Linked DNA regions of Homo sapiens: region 1 is linked to region 2. Evidence: chromatin loops called from intact Hi-C (ENCODE). Cell type or tissue: GM12878. All regions are shown on one strand. Links, peaks and the distances in the headings refer to the core of each region. The heading gives the core; the rest is flanking DNA. Region 1 has its middle 490 kb from the start of DAOA. Region 2 has its middle 330 kb from the start of DAOA.

What was found. A loop is a pair of places that touch in the nucleus more often than their neighbours do. Peaks named below come from ENCODE experiments on the same cell type or tissue, not always from the same donor. Only the 100,000 strongest peaks of a DNase experiment are listed, where the experiment ranks them.
Region 1: a loop joins it to region 2, with 2.2 times the contacts of the local background. A loop is called at or near these places in 2 of 110 quality-filtered maps.

The regions. Positions count from the first base shown.
Region 1 is chr13:104,970,433-104,982,899 of GRCh38, reverse strand. No RefSeq gene overlaps it. Among named protein-coding and RNA genes, the nearest start is that of DAOA, 490 kb to the left of the region's middle. In GM12878, for the core only: no CTCF peak of the experiment used is centred there; a DNase peak (open chromatin) is centred at 7,409; H3K27ac peaks cover 2,176 bases.
Region 2 is chr13:105,132,291-105,144,757 of GRCh38, reverse strand. No RefSeq gene overlaps it. Among named protein-coding and RNA genes, the nearest start is that of DAOA, 330 kb to the left of the region's middle. RefSeq lists enhancers at 4,498-4,907, 4,958-5,167. In GM12878, for the core only: a CTCF peak has its summit at 4,543; DNase peaks (open chromatin) are centred at 4,797, 5,237 and 5,661; H3K4me3 peaks cover 1,615 bases; H3K27ac peaks cover 2,076 bases.

The sequences.
Region 1 (12,467 bases), core at 4,455-9,454, 160 kb after region 2:
ATGGAAAATGTGTCCTATGAAAAAATGATCCTTTAATGACTTTAAATGTTTTTCTTGTAGCATTATAGACTCATATTAACTTGTAACATGACTGAACAGAATCTAGTTTGAGGCACTAAATAGGATGAGACATCTGTTTGCAAAGAGTCCCTATGAAAGCAACACAAATTCTACTAAAATTGAAGCAAGAATAAACATCAAATATATGATGAAGATTGGGTAGAAGAATAGTGAAATCATTAATGCTTTATGAAAACTTTATGGGGACCATGCCACCAAAGAAATCAGCAATCTACAAATGGATAACTCATTATAGGAAGGGTCAAAATTAAACTGACGTCCTGAAGTCTACAGTGACAGACCATTCACATCAATTTGCCAGAAAAAAAATCATCTTGTTTGTCCCCTAACTGAATAGGACGAATGATTAATAGCAGAAACAAAGCCAATACCATAGATGTCTTACTTGCTTCAGCTTACACAATTATGACTAAAAAAATAAAATTGAGTAAATTTTCTGCTTCATGGGTCCCAAAATAATTGTGCTCAGATCAGCTGCAGACAAAAGCAGAGCTCTCAATGGAAATTTTAAATAAGTGAGATCAAGATTCTGAAGCATTTCTTCAAATAATTGTAACAGGAGATGAAATACGGCTTTACCAGTATAATCCCGAAGACAAAGCACAATCAAAGCAATGGCTACCAAGAGGTGGAAATGGGCCAGTCAAACCAAAATCAGACTCTTCAAGAGCAAAATTTATGGCAACAGTTTTTTGGTATGCTCAAAGCATTTGGCTTGTTGACTTCCCAAAGGACTGAAAAATGATAACATTTTCTGATTATGAGAGCATTTTGAGAAAGTTGGCCAAAGCTTTAGCAGAAAAATGCTCAGGAAAACTTCAACAGAGAGTCCCCACCTGCTCATTCATCTTATCAAACAAGCGCAATCTTGCAAGAGTTTCCATGAGCAATCATTAGACATCCATCTTACAGTCTTGATTTGACTTCTTGTGACTTTTTTATGTTTCTTAATCTTGAAAAATCTTTAAGGGACAACTATTTGTCTCCAGTTAATAATGTAGAAAAGACTGCATTGACATGGTTAAATTCTCAGGGACCTCGGTTCTTTAGGAATGGACTAAATGACCGGTATCCGCACTTTCAAGAAGGTGTCTTGAACTTGATGGATCTAATATGAAGAAATAAAGCTTATCTTTTCATTTTACCTTTTAATTCATTTTTTTCATGAACTTTTTGAAGCCTCCTCATATAATAGGTGATCAGTAAATCAATCTTTAATGAATGCAGTGAAACATTAGGTAAAAATTACTACATTATTTCAGAATAGCATTGTCAAACAGAGAGACCGTGTGGGTTGTGAAGTCCTTCCTGTATGTTCAGGTTGTTTGTAAAAACAAACAGACCATAGCCAAAGCCTACCATGTTAGGCTGAGTATACAGCAAATAATACTGAATAGGTGACTTACACAGGTCACAGAATTGTCATCAAAGATGGTTTTACTCAAATATACAGAACACGTTTAACTTGACAAATTAAGATAGTTCTAAATTTAGAAGATGCCATTACTTTTAATGGCAAAAACTGCACAAATTTTTGCACCAACATAATAATTCACATGCAAAAACCTATAACCAACTACAAGACATTTTAGTTTAATTGATAAAATGTATAATTGCTGGAAGAGTTTAAATTAATATTTGGGCCCTTAAGTCTGGTAATTTCCACTTAATTACTTAATTGAAAGGCCTTTGCTTGAAGAAATGCTTTAGACTTCAAGAAGAACAAAGTTTATAGGACTGTAGATGATATTGAGGCAGTGTCTAGTGTTAAGGAGGGGAAAGCATCTGTACTTACGTGTATGTAGGGATGAATTCATCATATCCATTCCTGTTATGCTCACTGGATTTATATACTTTATTTTTATTATTATTCAATTTTATTGAAGATGAACTAGAACTGAATAAATTTACTAAAATTGACATAGTGGGGCTGAGAAACCTAAGATCACAGTGAAGCATAGTGTTAGGAAGAAGTATTTGCCTTGTGGTTTTTGTAAACTCTGATACACATCTGTCACAGCGAGAACTGAATGTTAACACAATTTGTCATATCTAGTATTCACAGCAATGAGAGAAACAGGAGACAAATTGGTCACGAGACACCTGTGGACTCCCAGAAATAACTAGAAATGTTTAGGGAGGAAAAGAAATCCAATTATGCAAGTTCAGGGTTTACAAGGTAAAGAAAACCTGTGTTAATGTTCACATAATAAAATGTAACATAATCTGGTAAGAACTGGAGATATTTAGGTTGCATGCAAAAAGGAAAAAACATAATGAGGGTCATCCTAGTGTAAATAGTAACATAAGAATTTAGATTGTTTGCATGTATACATTCAGTCCAGTTTCAAAGAGAATAAGAAGAGGAACTCATTAAAATCAATATAAAATAATAAGAAATAATATCATTCTATTTATATTGCTTTAATGAAGTACTAAAATATCATCATCATAATTCAGAACATCCTTATTTATTTCAAATGATCACTATAATAAACATTATGATTAATTCATTAACATAAATACATAAAAAATTAAGAGAAAATATCTAAGTCTGAGCCCAATCCAGTAGCTAGTCAATTAATTGCTGTTATTTTAAATTCATAAAATTTCTAAGAAATCTCAGAGTGTAGAAGCTAAAATTAAAGATTACTTTTTAAATACAAAAATTGTTCTTAGATCAAACCAATTTTTTTCAAATACTTTCTTGTAATACCTCATGCAAGTGATTTTTTTTTGAAGATATGATTTACGTATTTACATCCAGAATGATTGGTTGTGTGATGACTGAAACCTGAGACAAAAATACAAGTTATTTGAAAAATATAAAAAAACAAGAAAAATTAGAATTACAAAAATGACTTCTGAAATAGGTTATTTAGTCCCATTTATAGTTTATACATTCACCGTTGATCTATGGAAATCCAAGATCTGGTTTTTATATTCTGTCCAAACATGGCTTAGTCACAGAAATTTTACAATTCTTTCCATACTGGATGACTTCCTGACATCGTTGTTCTTACAAACTGTTATACTAAAGATTTAAAGTTCTTACACCCATTCAGTCTGGGGGCAAAAGCATATTATTAATCCTATCACAATTTTTTAAGTTGCTTACACATTTTCTAAAATGTATTTTAAAAAGGTTGTTACAGTGTCCTATGATCTAGTCATTATTCCCTAATACAATCCTGACACATGGTCAGTTCAGCTTCCTCTGCCCTGTATTTCCCTTGTTTGAAGTATTTTACTTTCCTGTCTTCCTTACCAGAATCATATAGATCTTTTCACAGACAGTCCAAGTCTCATTTCTGTAACAACCTGATCCTCTTCGTCTCTCCCTTGAGCAGCTGCAAATTTCATGGTAGGTGTTGTGCCAGCATTTCACAGCGTGCTTTTCATTGTGCTCTGTTCCTTGTTATTTTTGTCAGCCCAACTAAATTATGCTCCTTCAGGACAAAAATCATGTCAGTAAGCATTTGATAAATATTTGCTTATTTACAGATTCCTTAAGTATGTGTTTTGCCATAGGAATCCCTTCGTGCCAATGATGCTCCATTGTAGAAAATAGAGAGCCTCCACCTGAAAATTGAAGACAATTCCTGACTGGTGGTACTCTGGCTATAATTACCAGTTTTATTGTTTTATCATTGCTTAATATTCATAAAACACAAAGGTATATTCATTACATGTTTTGGAGATTATTCATTGCATCAAATTGAGTGTTTACTTAATCTTAACTTTATGAGACCCAAGATGAGTATTTGCATGTTTCTTGATGTGATGGTCAGTTTTATGAAAAGAGGACAACACCATGAAAAAAATTACACAAGTCAGAAAATGCAACACTTCCTGGTGGCAGGGGGAAGAGGCGTCAGGGTATTTATTACAGGTGAAGAAAATCCCACTCACGGTTTTTTTAATCCTTCATTTGATCACATTATGAATTGCTTATAGAACTGACAGATTCACTCTTGAAATCTCCATGGAAAATAACAGAGCTTGAACATTTTTTCCAAGTAAACTAAATGATTTTTTTTAAAAGTCTCACTTTCTATACAAAACACAGCATAGAATCAGGGAGTATAAATTACTTTCTGGTTTTAATTTAGTTACATTGGGAAGTCACATCAATTCTTTTCAGTAACTGCTGTGCTGAGCTGTTTGTTTCCATGCATTTTAGGAAATTATGGTAAGTTGAAAGAGTGAATGATTCTAGATGTATTTAATGTGTAAACAAATTTTATCTCAAGATGATGTGAATATATTTCTTATAAGACCGTTTGAAATAATTTTCAATGGCAATAGAAACAAACTCAATCGCATTCAGAAGATGAAGTCTTCTGTTTTAATTCCTGTTAAATATATCTCAAGATAATAGATTTCCATACTGAATATAAATTACATTAAATAATGACATTTCCTCGTTTCTAAGATATCAACTTTTCTGTAACATACGTATTGTCTTTAGGGCTTACTCTCTTAAATATAATTTATATGAACAATGATTGTTAATAATAATAGTAATAAATAATACTTTAAAAATTCAAAGTTTTCTTCTCTTCTATCAATTTTTAAAAATTACGATGCAATTCTCTGCTGACAGGCGTCTGACGTGCACCTGTGCCATCCCTCATCCTGCATCCCACTGATAATTGTTGGCACTCATTGCCCAGTTTATAAATTTTAACAATTATCCTGAAGATGTTTCTCTCCTTATTTAGGGAGAAGAAGGTGTATTAGTCTTTAAGTCTGCTATCTGGAAAGCACAGTAGAAGATTATTTTGTGTAGAGGAAAATGAAGAAAGAAAGGGGGACTGGGAAGAGAGGGAAAAAGGGAAAATTAGATGAGAAAATAAGCAAGAAAATAGAAGAGCCTGTAGACAGGAAGGATACAACTGATGTAACAAATGAAAGGGGAGTAAAACTGAGAAACTTTCACAAAATATTTTAGAGCATTCCGAAACTAATGTTTGCATCTAAAACCAAAATTTCTGGCCATAGTTTTGTCAATGGAAAGATGTGCCTTTTCATGTTTTATACCTCACAAGTTCCAGTGTAAATTATTTCAGAGTAGCCCTTACCCTGAACACGTAAAACAAAATAAACCAAAACAAGCAATAATCCTATGATGTTATTGAATTGATTCCTGAATTACACCTTTTAAAATACTTTCAAACACACTCCACTCAATCTCATACTCATCAACCTAGAAACACACTAAAGAAAAATTGAAAATATCTCAAATTCTGGGCTGAAGTAGCTACATACGGAATATTTGGTAGTGGAGGTTTCGTGCCTTACAAGTGAAATTCCTTTTTGGGTATGGTTTTCCATGCTTCCAACACATAGTCCTGTCTCAATTGTTTGTTTGATTTTCCTCCAGTGAACTCTATTGATCTGTGTTCTTCAGATGGATCTCTAAGCTAACATCTTTGACATTTTGCAAATATATCCTTCTCATCTACCCAACCCCTTGCCTGTAGACATAAAATCTTTTATCTGTTTGTCAGTCTGCCTATTGCTGCTCTACCTGGTGAGTCACATAAATAAGGCTCCAATTTTATAAAAAGAAGTCAGGGGAAGAGGTGGTGAGAAAAAGATCTTGATGAATTTGAGGAACAAACATTAAGCATTGACACCCACAGCCTGCTGTCTAGTGCTTCCTTTTCTGATCAGTGACACACCGTTCCCAAAGGCTAAAAGACACCAAGCCTGATTTTGTAGACATAAACTGTGATGCTCTGGCAAAACTATCACTGCTTAAATCATATATAACGATCTTTCAACAGAAGTTAAAATGTCATCTTTACTTAATGATGTCAAATAAGATCATCATTTAGAGTCTATCGCAGTTTCATCTTTGCTGATTTAAATTCTGACGTATTGGAAGCCAATTGTGGAAGAATGATGTACGCAATTTGATTTACCTTGACTGCCTGAGCAACTCATTTTGCTCAGCTTATAAATGACAGCGTGAATATAATAGTTCATTTTGATAACGAGAAAATTTAAAGTTTGGCTCTACAATCTGGAAGAACAAAATGAATGTTGGCATGGGCCTAAAAATAAGAACATCTGTTTGCAGTAGGAAATAGTAATGATTTATTGTTCCAATATCACTGTTTGATGTGTTGTTTCATTTTATGGTAATTTACAGCATTTAATGTACTATATAAATTGACATAAAGTGAGGTAATGCTCCCCCAAAATGCAATAAAAGGAACAAAAATGTAGAATATAAATGTTTGGTTTCCTGTGTGAAAGTTTTGGTTTTGAAATGGGATTCATGCAGGAAGAGCAGACTGACTCCAAACCAAAATTGCTCTCTAGACAGCTTTGAAGTTCTGCTGGTGTCAGCATCCCAAGCAGGCTAGCAGTGGAAGGCACTGTGTGCACGCAGCCGCAGACCTCCAGTGCCTTCACCCCACTGATGAATTTAATTGAGACTTTTTTGTTTTTTGAGACGGAGTCTCACTCTGCCGCCCAGGCTGGAGTGCAGTGGCGCGATCTCGGCTCACTGCAACCTCCGCCTCCTGGGTTCAAGCGATTCTTCTGCCTCAGCCTCCTGAGCAGTTGGGACTACAGGTGCCTGCCACCACGCCCGGCTAATTTTTGTATTTTCAGTAGAGATGGGGTTTCCCCATATTGGCCAGGCTGGTCTCGAACTCCTGACCTCATGATCTGCCTGCCTCAGCCTCCTAAAGTGCTGGGAATACAGGCTCCCTGGGAAGTGGCTCGCCTGGCCAGTTGAGACTTTTTAAAGTAGATCTTTCCTGCAAAGTTCTAAAGCCCACCCAAAGGGCCCCAGTCATACATATTTATCTGATTTCTTTGGCCAATAATACAACTCTTGTATTTTTTAACATCAACTACTTGATTTTATATAAAATTATCCTTGATCCTAAAAAGAGACCTGCCTTTTTAAAGTATTTCAGAACACTTAAAAAGCTCTAAATCAATATCATTTTATTTAAAATATGTCAATACTAGAAAACTGTGCTATACTTTCTTGAAGCTACATGAATACCCCTCAAGCAAAGAATCCTCAATCAAACATATCCCATGTAACTTTGCTGGTGTTCCATCTCCTACACTTGCCAAGCAACCCTCTTGGTGGGGACAGTGGGCTCAAGATTGGGTAAGGACAGCAGCAAGTACTTTCACAGGCAGGAGATTCAAAGAATCTCGGGACACAAATGGCCAATGCTTTCTACTGAAGAGTTGATGGTTAGTTTTTCTAATGCACAATCGAGCTATTTGCCTGGACAAGAAGTTGTAAGAATGGTAAAGTCATACCAAATATAGAATAAGTTCTGTGGGGAGTAGATAATTTTAGAGTTCCGTGTCCTCACTGTATATAGAAGTAGATGGTTTCATTTTCAGACACTTGTTATATATGACTGGAATTTGTCAGCATTAACTTTAAGCCAATATTTTAGGAAGGAAAGGAGTCCAGTGATGGAGTGGTGTGTGCCTCCTTACTACGCATTCATGGGAAATAGGGACTTTAATTAAAATAACACCTGTGGATATTGTCTACAGTTTCCTGAACTTTACATCCTTACAAAAGTCCTGCCCCTGTTCCATCCCTTGCCATTGATCCTCATTTCACAGATGAGGAAACTAAGACAAAAAGCAGTTCACTAACTTGTCTAAATACTAACAGCCCCTAAATGAAATTGTCAGAATCTGAAATCCTATCTGCCAAATCCGAAAGTCATACTCTCATTGCTCTGCTTTTTAACCTAATCATTCAGTTTCCACAGAGCTCCTCTATGTGACATGGTTTTCTCGATTTAGATAACCTCAGAATTTAATTTCTCATTCTACACAAGGTAGGTCCTCAACTAATGTTGGCAATATTAAGGAAAAGAAGTAGGCTGGGCACAGTGGCTCACACCTGTAATCCCAGCACTTTGGGAGGCCAAAGCAGGTGGATCACGAGTTCAGGAGTTCAAGGTCTGCCTGGTCAAGATGGTGAAACCCCATCTCTACTAAAAATACAAAAATTAACCTGGCGTGGTGGCGGGCGCCTGCAATCCCAGCTACTTGGGAGGCTGAGGCAGAGATTGCTTGAACCCCAGAGGCAGAGGTTGCAGTAAGCTGAGATCACACCAGCCTGGGTGACAGGGTGAGACTGTCTTAAAAAAAAAAAAAAAAAAAAAGAAGTTATCAATATTATTAGATCTCCTAAATTTGCATAAACAAATTAATTTTCTCAAAACAGGGGTTGGCATTGTGTCTGATAAAACAGAAAGGCAGGCTTTTATTCCACTTTTGACCCATAGCTCACTTTCTGTTTGCTATGGTCGTATATAATTGTATATGACAAAACTCCATTTAAAAATGTTGATGTCTGTATTTACTTCAACCCATTAGTATATTAATTTTAGTCGATATTTATTACCAAAAATAATTGTCTTATACAGTAGAGAAGTGTTCACAATACCAACTAAGCTGATTATGCCACTGCCAAAGTCTACTCTTTTTGAGAAGGCCACTCTCTTGCCACTTCAACACAGTGAGAGCTTCTTTGTACATGAAGTAATGATCTATATGTGGGTCTGCTCCGCTCCATTGGTATAACCATCTATACTAACCCAATATGATGCAATTTAGTGTTGCTTCATGCTCATCTGGCCATGTAAGTCCTCACACATTGTTCATTTTTAGGACTCTTTGGCTGTTTTTGGCTATCTCTATTTTTATATAAATGTTTCAATCAACTTGTCAATTTCCATAAAAATACTCTTGGTTTTTGAATAACATTACCTTAAACTATGCATAAATTTGAAAGAAAATAATATCTTTAGAATATTAATCTTCCACAAACATGTTAGATCTCTCTCTTTAGTGGTCTTTAAAATTTTATCTGAAATACCTCTTATGAATTTCTGTAAAAAGGCTTACTTTAACAGATATTTCTGAATATATATTTATTCCTGGGTATTTAAAAATTATTAATAGTACTATACATGCTATAATGTTAAAAAATTGTGTTCCAACTTGTTAATATCTATAAATATAATTGATTCTGTTATGTTAATATTGGGTACAGCCACCCTGCTAAATATACTTACTGGTTTAACTAAAATGTATAGATTTTTGTGAATTTTAATTCACAATCATTTAATACAATATTTTAAAAATATTTAAAAATTTAAAAAATTTAAAAATTTTTAAAAAATTGCTTACTTACCATGTCTTATGTATTTCATTTATTTTTTGTGTCCTATGTCTCAGTCTTGTATTTCTCAGTCTACTATTCCTGTCCTATGTCTCAGTCTAGTATAATATAGTCGTGTACAATATTGCATATAATTGGTACATCAAGGAGAAATCAATTAACATTTGATCATTAAGATAATGATATCATTAAGTATAATGTTTCTCTGGGTGATTAGTAGATACCCAGTCTCAGTCTAGTCTAGTCTCAGTCTAGTCTCAGTCTAGTATAGTCTCAGTCTAGTATTATGTAATTGTGCACAATATTGTATATAATTGGTATGTCAAGGAGAAATCAATTAACATCTTAGCATTAAGTAAAATGTTTTCTCTGGGTGATTAGTAGATACCCTTTGGTAGATCAAGGATACAGCATTCTATCCTTAGTTTTCTAAAAGCTATTAATATAAATTGATACACATACACATTTTTTTCTAAACTACTTTATTCCTTATCTGTTAAGGTAATAATCACACAGTTTTTAAATTTTGCTTTGTTCCCATTAGTGACTTACACTGAGTGATATTAGGATGTTAAATAATATTACCTTTCTGAAATGAATCCTACTTGATCATGATATAGCATAATTTGTATATACTGCAAAAGTAATTTTGTTTATAATTTATTATTTATGACCGATATTTGTCAGTGATTTACCTTTCCTGTAATTAAACTGTAAAGTTGTTTTGAACTTATATATCTGGAAGTATTATCACTTATTAGAGTTTTCTATCAATATTTTATGTAAAACTGGCATTATATCTTGCCTTAGCATTTGTTGGATTTCAGCAGCAAAGTCATATACCTTCAGTTTTCTAAATAAAAAGGTTTCAACTTTAGATTCATTATTCATTATTTTTGATAAAGGATTAAATATTCTACTTCTGTCATATTTTGTAAATTGTCTTTCTAGAAATTTGTTCATTTCACCTCAATTTTCAGCATGATTTATGTAAAATTTGCTACAATGTCTTCTCATTGTCTTTTCAATTACTGCAGAGTCTATGATGATGTCCTGTTTTCTAATACTGCTTTGTTTTGCCTTCTCTCTTATTTTAAATGTTTCCAGTACTTTTTGATCCCCAGTTGTAGATACTTTATCACATAAAATTCTCTCATTTTTTGCTGTTTTTTAAAATCATAAATAGTTTTAAATTCATATACTTTTTTCAAAAATAGTTTAAAACTCATACTTTTTTCAGTCCTATTCAGTTCTCTTTATTGTTTGGTTTCCTTTGTTTTCTTTGAAGTAATTCCTTACACTTTTTCTAACTTTTAAATATTAATTTATTCATTCTGTATTTTTCCCATTAGATGCATTAAAAGCTATATTTCTCTTTTCTCCGAACTCAACTTTAATTCTATTTTGCACATTTGGAAATCTGCATCTTAAACAATTTTTAATTCTAAATATATTGATTTCTATCAACTTTTCTTCTTTGTTTCATGGACTATTGAAAAGTACAGTATATAATTTTCAAGCAGACGGGGATTTTTCACAGTTACCTTTGTGTTACTTTTTTAAGCTTAATTACATACTGTTAATAGGGTGTATTTTATATAATTTCATTATTTTATACTTTGATGACAATTCAATTCATGGGCTAGAAGACTGATTTTCTACCATAGCACTATTAATATTTTGGGTAAAATAATTCTTTATTGTGGGGTGGTATCGTGTATTGCAGTGTGTTTAGCGGTCTTCCTGGCTTCACCTATCAAGTTCTGGTAGCACACACCTCTCTACCAAGTCATGACAATCAAAATGTCTCCACACTTCGTTAAATGTCTCCTGATGTGGGAAAAATTTCCAATGCTAGACAAGCACTGGTTTAGAAATGGGTCAATTTTGTAAATACTCCACGTGGCCTCCAAACAATTTAAATACATTTCCATCCCCAAATGCGTCAGAAAGTTTTATCTTGTATTTTGGTACTATGTGTAATTTGAGAATCACATCCTTACTTTTGTGAAAACCATTACAGATTCTTCTGTAAATGCACACAACTTGTTTACAAGTTTTTGAATTTCTTACTTTACTCTTTATCTCTGAGTTTCCACGTAGGTAATTTTGAAGAATTTATTTGGTAGATCTTTTAGTATGATTCTTTCTGCTGGTGAGGACTTAGTCTCCATTTTCACTTGTACAAATATATCTAAAGTGTATTATAAATGGTGTGGCTGATAGATTCTCATTTTTTGTTTTGTTTGCTTTCTTTTTTTTTTGGAACAGTTAAAATATAATCGCATTGTCATGTACTTTCCACTGTTTTAGTTGAGAAATGCGATCTAGTTTTACTATGTTTCTTTGAGGATACAATGTCTCGATGTTTCTAAGATCTTTCTGTCATACTTTCTGCTTCTTAAGAGTTTTAATATAATGTGAAGGAATATATATATATATATATATATATATATATATATACCCATATATATTTATATACCTAGATGTATAGATATCTAGAAAATATATATCAATACAGATATACAGATGGTATATGTTAGATAGATATGTATATCTATATATATACTATATATATGGATAATAGTGATGAAGTGCTATTAAAACTTTCCTGATAACTTTCATTGGTTTTACAAATTTTGTCATTGCTTTTGAAATATGTCTTCTATTTTATTCTATTTTCTTGCATCATGTAGCTCTAATTATCTGTATAATTAACCTCTTTTTACCATATTTCCTCTCCCTCTGCAATCTTTTAATATTTGTTATTCTTTAACTTTTCTGTTTTTTGGGAGGTGTATATATTCTTTATGTCATCTAGTTCACTCATTCTCTGTTTACTCATATCCACCCCACTGCTAAATACATTTTTGTGTATTTAATTACATCTACTTTTATCATTCTGTTATACAAATGGAAATTTGATTTATTTTTCTACAGTTTTTAGTTATCTGTGGAAATTCTTAATCAGCCATTTTATTTTGTTGAAAATATTAAAAATAGTTACTTTAAAATTTGTATGTGATATGTCCATTATCTCTCATCTCTTTCTCTTTTTTCTCTTTAAAAAAGTGGTTCTTTCCCGGGTGGTGGAAGTTGCAGTGAGCCGAGATTGCACCACTGCACTCCAGCCTGGGTGACAGAATGAGACTCTGACTCAAAAAAAAAATAAAAGTATATAAAAATAATAAATACA
Region 2 (12,467 bases), core at 2,428-7,427:
TAATTGACACATAATCCATGCTCAATAGGTTTATAATATTTTTCAAATAAAATCATCTAAACTAGATAATAAATGTTATTAAAAATTTCCACTAATTGAGCACCATGAATCAGTTATCTCACTTTATTTCTACACAACAAATAGTAAGGTATTAATTTTTAAAAATATTATAAAGAATAAAGAGCCTAATATGAGCCAATCCCCAACATGATTTATTTGTTCTAATTTTGTTGATAGATCAGTGAATAAAGGCAAAATAACTTCCCTCCTAGAGCTCATCTTCCAGGCAGGGAAGTCAATAATCACATCACATACAACATGGAAAGTGATGCTAATGTTGAAAAAAAAAAGAAAGAAAAGAAAAAAACTAAGCTTAGGGAAAGAGGGAGTATGTAGGTTGGGGTGGTGGAGATATATCAATGAGGAAGGTTAGGGAAGGCCTCCTTGACAAGGAGACAACTGAGCAGAGAATGAAGGAAGGAGGAGTTGGGCCATGTGACCATCTGCTGAAGAGCCAGACAAGCAGACACAAGGTTGCCTTTGGGTGGATAATGCTCACTGTCATCAAAGAACCACAAGGAGGCCTCATGCTGGAGCCAACTGAGCAAGAGAGGAGCTAGAAGAGGAAGAAATTAGAGATTCCGACGGAAGTGAAATCACCTAGACCCTTGCAGACCTGGGCGAGGAATTTAGTTTTAACAAGAAATAAGATGAGAAGTCACTGGAAATGTAGACCTGAGACTCGGAGAAGTCAAGATATCAAACCAAGGCCACAGACCAAGAAAGGGCAGATGCAGACCCATGTTGTCACGTGGACTGCACACTGGACAAATCTGCCTTGTGTAACACTAGGATAGATGGACACAGCATCTCTGTGTAATGCTGAAGTTGTTCAAATAGGAAAAAAAATTGATTGTGGCTTAGTTTTCAGAACAACCCATACAGAGAGAGTGGAAACACAGCTGTGCCTTGAGGCACAGAGAATATTTTTCATAAATAAAAATAGAATATTGAAAGAATCATGAAGTCAGACTTCAGGTAAAAGACTAGCCTGATGTAAATTTAATATCATGTTGAGTTTAGTAGGAAATTGCCCTAGAGATGAAGGCAGTAGTTAGAGAATAAAAGTGTAACACTAAAAATTCTTGACTTTGTTTGTAGGTCAGTGGGGAACTATCATAGCATTTTGAATAAGGCAGACATTGGTTTGCTCAAAGGAAGGATTTAGAAAATTTGGACAAGGAACAGTCTGAGCTTTCAGTTTTTACCAGTAAATTGGTAGTGTCAATAAAAAAAGGAAATGATGGGCATAGGCGATAATTAGAAGAAACACTTGAAAGGAATTTGTTATGAGCTGGGAGCGGTGAAGTTGAGAATAATTTTCCCTTTCCTCGCATCTCCCACACATCCCAATAGCCTTCTTTCCTAGGCTCTTTTATTAGTAGTCGTATTTCAAAACTCCTCCTATCACCAGTTTCCAAAATTTTGAAAATGTCTTCATTCTCTCCCTTCCTCCTTTACCTCCACATTGAGTTTCTTCATTCATTGCATAAGATGGGTTTCTGCCACATTTCTCATGTAGTGTGCCCTCATCCCAATTCCCTGACCTACTCCATGACACAGATATTTGTTTCTTGCCTCCACGTTGGATACATTTCTCACTTGTCTCCTGTCTCCAAGGTTATCAGCACATCTGTAAAAGCTCTTCAATATGGCCCAACATTCTTTTCAGTCTAATAGCTCATTGTTTCTAAGTATGAAATGGAAACTACTGCCTGAAAACACTATCTTTTCATGTATATAGCACTCTGGGTTTTAAAATATTTCCTTCCTTTTGGCTTATTCGGTTTCCCCTATCTCAACCACACATACCATTCCATTTCTGCCCATTTCCCACCCCAAAACTTCTTTAAAAAACATGTCTCATAACATCTTTCAACTCCATGAAATACTACATAGAGTAGTATAATGAACAAATATATTCCAATTATTCAGCTTCTGCAATCATCAAATCATGGGAAGTTTTTGTTTCCTCTAAATCCCTGCCAATTTCTCTTTGACTCAGAATTGTTTTTAACAATCCCAGACAACGTAATATTTCATCTCCAAACATAGGAAAGCCAGTCCCTAAAATACAAAACTCACATGAAACATAACCACAATATCATTATACCTAAACATTAGCAATAATTTTTTTCATATCATAAATAATAGTGCTGAAATTTCTTAGCCTTAGTACTTTTATTCAAATAAATATGCAAAGTCCATATATTGTAATTGTTTAGTGTTCCATAACTATATTTTAGGTCCCCCATCCTAGTCTTTTTGTTTTCCATGAATTTTGTATTTTGAAGAATCAGATTGTTTGTCCTGTAGAGTTTTCAGAGTCTGCATTTTACTGATTGAAGCCCTGCCATGTCACTTAACAGTTTCAGCTGTTCCCTATATTTTTTGTAAATTGGTTGATGAAAAATGGCTTGTCTTCTAGTTTATTTTGGTTTTGGTAAAAAAATTCTTCACATGTAATAATGTTGTGTACTCATATTTAAAGAACATAACATCAGTTTCTCTTCCTTCCTTCCTTCCTTCTTTCCTTCCCTCCCTCCCTCCCTCCTTTCTTTCTTTCTCTCTCTCTTTCTCTCCTTCCTTCCTCCTTTCTTTCTTTTCTTTTCCTTCTTTTCTTTCTTTTCTTTCTTTCTCAATCTCACCCTGTCATCCAGGCTGAAGTACAGTGGCACAAATGTAGCTCACTGCAAACTCAACCTCCTGGGCTCAAGCAATATTTCTGCCTCAGCCTCCTGAGTAGCTAAGACTACAGGTGTGTGCCTGGCTTTTTTTTTTTTTTTTCTTCTTCTTCTTCTTCTTTAACGTTTTGTAGAGATGAGGTTTTACTATGTTGCCCAGGTTGGTAAATTCCTTAGCTCAGGCGATCTTCCCACCTCAGCCTTCCAAAATGCTGGATTTACAAGCATGAGCCACTGCATCCTACTCAATATCAGTTTATTTTTATGAGCTCACCAGTCATGGATGAAAACTGACTCCTGGAGAAGGGGTTAAAAAGAGAATGCAAGATGAATGTTTGACTCCTTCCTTTTCTTCTATAAGTTTTCAGAATAATGCCTTTTTTTTTCCCTAAGAGTCCTGATCCTAGGTACCAGTAGTGCTCATTCCTTTTGAGTGGGTCAGTGTTTCTAGTCATTTTCTGTGGGCCGGATGAGGGTATCTTTATTTTTTTTTTAATAAGAGATGCCATTCATCTGATTTTTATTGATAATACAGGTGTTCTCTTAAAATTTTTTCTCTCTTAATTATGTATTTATTTCTCTCATGTCAAAATTCCAGTTCCCAGTAACACAGACATTTGTTTTCATCTAAATACATACACAGTAGTCTCTGTGTGAGAATACCAGACATTGGAAGAGAGTCACTTACTGATCAGGGAGTCCTGAGCAGATCTTACCAAGGAGAGATATAAACTTCTATAGTGTAAGCTTTTGAGCTTACACTATACAATTTTGGGATTGGGAGTTAGTTATCTGTTAAAACAGTTAACAGCTTCTTTAATACATAAAGTATCTAATGCTTTTGCCGTACCCTGCTTAAAAGTTTGTAATATCAATCGGTACTGTGAATAAATTACTTACCATTCTGCATTGCAATGGATATCATGACTTGAATAGCAATAGATACATGTATTGAGATCTGTGTGAAGGGTCAAATACAAGGAAGGATTTTGTAGTACTGGACTAGAAAATATTTTATCCTAAGTGGAAACAGAACATATGGGCATGTAAGCAGCTTGAGCATGTACTTCAATTCCCTGGTAAGAAATCTCCTCTTGAAAATTTGAGTCAGATAGTCTGAAGTGTTCTGCTGGAATGAAATCAATATATGAAATTTAAAATGTTGGAGTAATCTGCACTTAGGTAACCATGCAGTGCAGTGACTTCATGGGTGCCTTCAGATTAGAACAATATAAAATTTGAGGAGCAAAAGTGCAAACATTTGAGAAATGCTCATAGTTAAGTGGTGATTGCTGAGGAGATTTAAAAGAAAGAAATACAAAATTAATCATAGAAGAAAGAAGATAATATAGTGCCAAAAAACCCACAAGAGAAATAGTTTAAGAAGTGAATAATACATTAAATAAGACAGAGAAATCAGCAATACAAGACAACTGAATTTAAAACTTAACAGATTATTTGTGACCTGACCACTGAGTAAAAATACTCAGTAAAGTGGTTGGAATGGAAACAGTATTGTTTCTCAAGGGTACAATAAAAGACAATGACTTGGAGAGGTGACTGCAAAACAGAGTGACAAGATTCTAAGTAGAGCCATAAGACTCACTGTGAAAACAAATGTCCTGCTCTATTTGGTTCTAAAATTCATTATCTGCAAAAGTTCTACAATGCTGAGGGGCCATATTTTGTTTGTATGTTTCAACTCATACTTTACCTCTGCTGCCTCACAATAGCCTGCAAAAATAGCCACTGCCCCACAATACCTTGGAAGTAGGAACTGCGCCTCACGCAGGCCGCCTACAGGACAGGGAAGCAGCTGGAGACCCATGAGATGGCTGAACCAAACAGAATCCAGACCGGGCTTGCTTTGGAAATGTGGGGCAAGAAATACCAATTAAATAAGGCAGTGAGTGGTGGGAACTAAACTAAAATGCCATCTGGTAGGTCATGGATGGAGAGAACCACGGGGCTATCGATAAGCCAAAGCTGCAAGCTGTCAGTGACTCTGTGAAGAAACCGAAAGTCAATGCGTGCAGCGAGAAGAGGGTGATTGAGGAAGTGCTGCAGCATGGCTATGGGCGATAGAAAGACTGCAGCTCTTGACTCAAGCACGGAGGGAGGAGGTGGTTTTGAAACAGCCTCGGATGCTGACAGATTGCCTTCTGTAGCTCTAAGTCCTTAAAATAACCCAACTCGGTGGCTGTGTGTGGTTTTGTTTGTTTTGTTTGACCCAAATAGCTTGGAAGACTCAGACATCTTCTGTAGTCTCGGTTCTAGCAGTGCCAGAGCTAGATGAACCTGGTAGTTTAAATTTTCAAAGGGTTGGTAAACGATGTATGGTAAGCAGGAAAGAAAGGATAATGAGCACAGTAAGAGGAACTAGGGGAAAGGTACTTTGGTGAGGCTGAAACTGCTTCAGTTCCCGCTCTGCCTCTCTCTCTCATGAATCACTATGACCTGAATAGGGAGAAAACGAACGCACATGTTGGAAATCAGGTTGAGCGGATTTCACGTCATTTCCACATAGCACCCTATCCAGTGAGAGGAAATTATCTGCCTCTTTGTGAAAGTGACAGGGATGTGCAGGCACAGTGCAATTCCTTGGGGAAGTGAGGGCAGTGTCTGCATATAGTTATCAAGCAAGAAATTGTTGAGTGTTGCGATTGCAAAGAAAAGAACAGAATTGAGAACACCCGAGTCTTTATCGATCAAGCCCCAGAATAGCAATCATGACAGGGCAGGTTATGAGTTTAGCCAGCTGTGTGAGGTAACAAGGCCTCCTACAGCTCTTCTTTTGGGAGCTTCAGTTGAGTGATAAGTCATCCTCTCTCTAGAGTAAGGCAGTAGCAGGAAACAGCTGTATGCCAATTGTAAATTCTCCCACATTTCAGTGGAGATGTAGTCCAGGTCTTACTTGCCCCTGTGGATTATCTAAGGCAACTAAAATCAATTGATGAAATTTCCTTCCCACTGGGTTAATTTTCTGGAGCTGAAAACAGCCTTCTGAAAACCAGGAATCGATTCTGTGAAGCTCTTATAAATAGGAGAGTTAATAATTTGGTAAAAGTTTCCTCTTCTTATAAAAGATATTTTCTCCTCTCTCTCTGTTTTTTTTTTTTGAGACAGAGTCTTGCTGTGTCACCCAGACTGGAGTGCAGTGGTGCGATCTCGGCTCACTGCCAGCTCTGCCTCCCGGGTTCACGCCATTCTCCTGCCTCAGCCTCCCGAGTAGCTGGGACCACAGGCGCCCGCCACCACGCCCGGCTAAGTTTTTGTATTTTTAGTAGAGACAGGGTTTCACCGTGTTAGCCAGGATGGTCTCTGTCTCCTGACCTCGTGATCCGCCCTCCTCGGCTTCCCAAAGTGCTGGGATTACAGGCATGAGCCACTGCGCCTGGCCCATAAAGGATATTTTCTCTACCTCTAAGAAACTCCATGCCTAAAACATATGAAACATCAAAAAACATCCTGGATGATATCAGAGAGAAAGAGCATCAGCAAGTGTTTGCTGGCATTAGCAGGTACTATGCTAATATATAGGCCATGGTATATGTAAAGCAAAAATAAAAGAAAGAAAAAAAGAAAGCTGATTACACAAGACCAGTATGTCCTGATGATTGCAGTTGTGTTAGGAAATCTTTTAGTTAATTCTAACATCCTTTGTTTTCTTATCTTTAGCATTTGTACTTCTGTTTTGGTGGTCATTGCAGAATTACTTTGGTATTCACTAATCACTATTAATTCATATGCAAGTAGCCATTTAAATATGTTTCCCTTTGGAATGAATATTAGCTACTATGGTTAATAAATAAAAGTAATTTTGGGGAGTTCTCTGGGACTAGGAAATTATGTAGCCTTTTACATAATTAATCTTTAAGTTCCATTGGTTGCAAGTAATGATGATCGTCTTTTGACAATTTATTGTATAGGTGTAACAAGAATTTTAGTTTTGGGAAATTCTACCCCACAAGAGATTCTTTTGAATATTCTTTCTGTAGAGTTCCAAGTAATGAAAAGAAAAACTACTGTTTATTGAACATCCATTCCATAATCTGTCTTTAAATATAGTTGTCTTTCAATGCAAATAATAAGTTTTTCTTATACATGTTTTTCAGATAATATGTAAAATATTTTTCACATTCATTCAAGGTATTTTAAGCACCAAATGACATTACTTATGGACCATTCTATTCTTCTGTTGTGTTTAATCTCAAAATAATAAGATAAGCAACTATAAATTAGTGAATACTTGCCATGACACATAGACTTTGCATATTGTAGCTTATTTAGTAGATAATAAAAATTATTTTGCATATAAAGAAACTGAGACTAGTAGAAGATAAGTAGCTTGATCAAAATCTAAGATCTCTGTCCTGCATATTCTAGTTTTGCCTCTTTGGCTCTCCTTTCTAATCTTTTTCTCCCTGTTCTGTGGCCCAGAAAGCTACCTCTATGGGTCATGTAAACTCAGCTCTTTTGTATTCTGTTTCCTGATTGGCGTCAGCCAATAGACAGCACCAACAGTCATCAGATGGTAGGAAGAGAGAGAGCAGCAAGGGTATTTATTCCTCTGCCTTCTTTCTTAACAATGCACGTTTTGGCTTTGGCTGCGTTCCTTTTAAAAGGCACAACTTCTGCTGGTCAGTCTTCTTCTACAGCTACCGGTTTCTGTGTTGCAATAAATGCTCCCTTTCTTTGCCCTTTCAGACCTGGGGCAGTAATGCCTCCATGCTTATCAACGCTAGGGTTCTTATTATTCATGGTTGGCTAACACAGGACAACCAACACCATTATAAATTACTCATTATATTCTATGAAATCTCTTCAATTCACCTCCTGAGAGTGCATCAATTTCTTCCAGGACTTTGACTGATATAGAAATTGTCACCAGAATTGGCTGGAGGAAGCAGAACCTTAGATTGGAATTCTGGTATTAAATCATTCACATATTTAATGAATGCATTTATTATCTCCCTTGCCGGGGAAAATGGAATATGATGATCTGTGTCATATGGTGGCATCATGAAGGCAGGTAGAGGGCAAGGCATTTGGAGAGCAGATGACTGTGACTCAGTAGCCATAACTAGAATGATAAGTGTAATAAGCAAAGCTCAGGCTGCTGTTGCTGGTGGTTCTAAAAAGGATATCCAGGGAAGTGAACCAACTAAAAGACTGGAATGTAAGCCCAACTCAAGGCTCACATGAGGAACTCAGATGGCCGCCAAGACAGCTTTAAAAATGGCCTTAATCTGCCATAGCTCCAGGGCAGATATGGCTGAAACTCAAGCCCAGTTCCCAACTGCAGTTGTCACAGAACTGCAGCACTAATGAATGTGACCCTCCAGAATTATTTTACTAAGGAGATCTAAGGGAAGAGTGGGTGTTACTGAGATATGGGATGGAGATATCCCCGCAGACAAAAGCAAGGCTAGTAACTTTTAACCCTTAAGTCATCCTAAAGGTTCCTTATCTGGTAAAGTAAGGATTTTCTGCTGAGTGAAAGAATCAGGCTTCTCTTGAAACTCTTGCAGTGACTCCCCCTGGAGCACTTGTCTTTTCTGCTCACCACCTTCATGGCTCCCAGACCCACAATAAAAATCAGATTCCAACAGACCCCAGTTGGAGGAGTAAAAAACTCCTGTAGGAGAAAGGAATTCTATACACCAAAAAAGTGGCAGATTCAATTGACAGGAATCTAGGGAACATATTGGAGTGGATTCTGAGAGTGTTAGACCAAAAAGCATAAAAAAACAGGGTGATATACCCTACAGGGAGCAAGGATTTTGTAAGCAGCTGGAAGCAGCACTGATAGTTTAACTAAGTTAGTGAATTCAGTCTGACTTATCTTAATCAGTGGGGTTGAATTGCAAAGCTGCTCTGGCAAACTCTGTATCAGAGATCAACCAAACCATGAGCCAAACCCAGCCAGCCAGCTTGTTTTTGTAAATAAGGTATTATTGGAACACAGATGCTCAAACTCAGTAATGCCTTATCTATGCATGTTTTTGTACTACAATGGCAGTTAGATCGTTTTGACAGATACTGTACAGTTCACAAAACCTAAAATGTTTGTGGTCTGGTACTCTCTAAGAAAGGATTTTTGGCCCCTGCACTAAAGGAAGGAACAAAAGCGCTAGCACAAAGGAATATTGGAGTAGATTAATTTAGAAGAACCTGCTGTCATCCCTCCTGTTCCCCTGCTATATCTCTGGTAAGGCTGGACAACACCTTTTCCTTCACCGGGACCTAAAGAAATGTAATAATATTTCTCCTGCAAAGGTCATGGGTGCATTGGTTGATGTTGCAATCCATGTAGACTCAGGGGTTGAGCAAAGTTTTGTGAGTCCTATGGCTGCTACAAATTCGAAGTCCTTATTTAAGTAAAATGCACAATATTACCAATGCAAAAAAATACAAGGAATATTGATTTATGATGATAGAAAAACATCACAAAATATGGAACTTTAAGGACAGTTGTCAAATAGAACTAACATTACAAAATCCAAAAATGAAAACTTTTTTTAAGAACAATTTACTTTTTGATCAATTCTTTAAGTTTTTATTTTTATTTTTCTCTCTCTCTCTATTGGGATAGCTTTTCTGTTTTTGGTTTAGTTTAGTTGTGTTTTGTTTTGATGCATAAAACTTCTTTTTTTAAATTATACTTTAAGTTTTAGGGTACATGTGCACAACGTGCAGGTTATTTACATGTGTATACATGTGCCATGTTGGTGTGCTGCACCCATTAACTCGTCATTTAACATTAGGTATATCTCCTAAGGCTATCCCTCCCCGCTCCCCCCACCCCACAACAGGCCCTGGTGTGTGATGTTCCCCTTCCTGTGTCCATGTGTTCTCACTGTTCAATTCCCACCTATAAGTGAGAACATGTGGTGTTTGGTTTTTTGTCCTTGTGATAGTTTGCTGAGAATGATGGTTTCCAGTTTCATCCATGTCCCTACAAAGGACATGAACTCATCTTTTTTATGGCTGCATAGTATTCCATGGTGTATATGTGCCACATTTTCTTAATCCAGTCTATCATTGTTGGACATTTGGGTTGGTTCCAAGTCTTTGCTATTATGAATAGTGCTGCAATAAACATATGTGTGCATGTGTCTTTATAGCAGCATGACTTATAATCCTTTGGGTATATACCCAGTAATGGGATGGCTGGGTCAAATGGTATTTCTAGTTCTAGATCCCTGAGGAATCGCCACACTGAATTCCACAATTGTTGAACTAGTTTAAAGTCCCACCAACGGCGTAAAAGTGTTCCTATTTCTCCACATCCTCTCCAGCACCTGCTGTTTCCTGACTTTTTAATGATCGCCATTCTAACCGGTGTGAGATGGTATCTCATTGTGGTTTTGATTTGCATTTCTCTGATGGCCAGTGATAATGAGCATTTTTTCATGTGTCTTTTGGCTGCATAAATGTCTTATTTTGAGAAATGTGTGTTCATATCCTTTGCCCACTTTTTGATGGGGTTGTTTTTTTCTTGTAAATTTGTTTGAGTTCATTGTAGATTCTGGATATTAGCCCTTTGCCAGATGAGTAGATTGCAAAAATTTTCTCTCATTCTGTAGGTTGCCGATTCACTCTGATGGTAGTTTCTTTTGCTGTGCAGAAGCTCTTTAGTTTAACTAGATCCGATTTGTCAATTTTGGCTTTTGTTGCCATTGCTTTTGGTGTTTTAGACATGAAGTCCTTGCCCATGCCTATGTCCTGAATGGTATTGCCTGGGTTTTCTTCTAGGGTTTTTACAGTTTCAGGTCTAACATTTAAGTCTTTAATCCATCTTGAATTAATTTTTGTATAAGGTGTAAGGAAGGGATCCAGTTTCAGCTTTCTACATACGGCTAGCCAGTTTTCCCAGCACCATTTATTAAATAGGGAATCCTTTCCCCATTGCTTGTTTTTCTCAGGTTTGTCAAAGATCAGGTAGTTGTAGATATGCAGCATTATTTCTGAGGGCTCTGTTCTGTTCCATTGGTCTATATCTCTGTTTTGGTACCAGTACCATGCTGTTTTGGTTACTGTAGCCTTGTAGTATAGTTTGAAGTCAGGTAGTGTGATGCCTCCAGCTTTGTTGTTTTGGCTTAGGATTGACTTGGCAATGCAGGCTCTTTTTTGGTTCCATATGAACTTTAAAGTAGTTTTTTCCAATTCTGTGAAGAAAGTCATTGGTAGCTTGATGGGGATGGCACTGAATCTATAAATTACCTTGGGCAGTATGGCCATTTTCATGATATTGATTCTTCCTATCCATGAGCATGGAATGTTCTTCCATTTGTTTGTATCCTCTTTTATTTCATTGAGCAGTGGTTTTATTTCTCCTTGAAGAGGTCCTTCATGTCCCTCGTAAGTTGGATTCCTAGGTATTTTATTCTGTTTCAAGCAATTGTGAATGGGAGTTCACTCATGATTTGGCTCTCTGTTTGTCTGTTATTGGTATAAGAATGCTTGTGATTTTTGCACATTGATTTTGTATCCTGAGACTTTGCTGAAGTTGCCTATCAGCTTAAGGAGATTTTGGGCTGAGACAATGGGGTTTTCTAGATATACAATCATGTCATCTGCAAACAGGGACAATTTGACTTCCTCTTTTCCTAATTGAATACCCTTTATTTCCTTCTCCTGCCTGATTGCCCAGGCCAGAACTTCCAACACTATGTTGAATAGGAGTGGTGAGAGAGGGCATCCGTGTCTTGTTCCAGTTTTCAAAGGGAATGCCTCCAGTTTTTGCCTATTCAGTATGATATTGGCTGTGGGTTTGTCATAGATAGCTCTTATTATTTTGAGATACGTGTTCTTAACAGTGGTTCCACAGTGGTAGAGGTCAAATAGTAACATTTAGCTATGAGATAAAGTGCACCCAATTACCATAATATGCTTTGAGTTATCTGTGGTTGTTGCTGATTCATCACTAATATCTCGGAAAGATGTAGATGAGTAACCCTTTTAGGTACTGTTTGACATATATAATAGGATAAGGTAAAGGTTGTTGAAATCGAGTTGAGTTGAAGTAGTGAAGATTCATGAACTGGATGTTCATGTCACCCCAACATTCATATGTTGAAACCCTAATTCTGAATTAGATAGTATTTGGAGGTGGGCCTTTGAGAGGTAATTAGTTCATGAAAGTGGAACCCTCATGATAGAATCAGTTCCATTAAAAAAAGAGAAAGAGACATGAAATCCTCTCTCTTTCTTCTGTGAGGATACAGGAGAAGAAAGCCACTTGCAAACCAGGAAGTAGGCCTTCGCCAGATACAGAATCTGCTGACACATTGACTTTGGATTTCCTGGCTTCCAGGATTAGGAGAAATGAATGTCAATTGTTTAAGCCACCCAGTCTTGGGTGTGCTGTTATAGCAGCCTGAACTAAGATACTAGCTTAAGTCAATTCACAAAACTGGCTCTCCTCAACTGATAGGAAGCCAGTTTAATGGAGGAAGAACTTATATCACAGGCTTCTGTGGTATCTGAGAATATCTCTCCAAACCTCTTCCTAAAGGTACCTGTAGACATTTACCTGAGTGTCTGTTAGTAAAAAGGCAACACATAGAATTTGTGATTTATGTTGTCTGTGTTCTTATACTAATCTGCTGAGCTTCCACCAAGATCCATTGCTAATAGTAAGAACTTACAGAGGTCAAGGGATAAATGGATTCTTGGCTTAAGTCCATTTCACTGGGGTCCAACTGAACCCCAAATCCA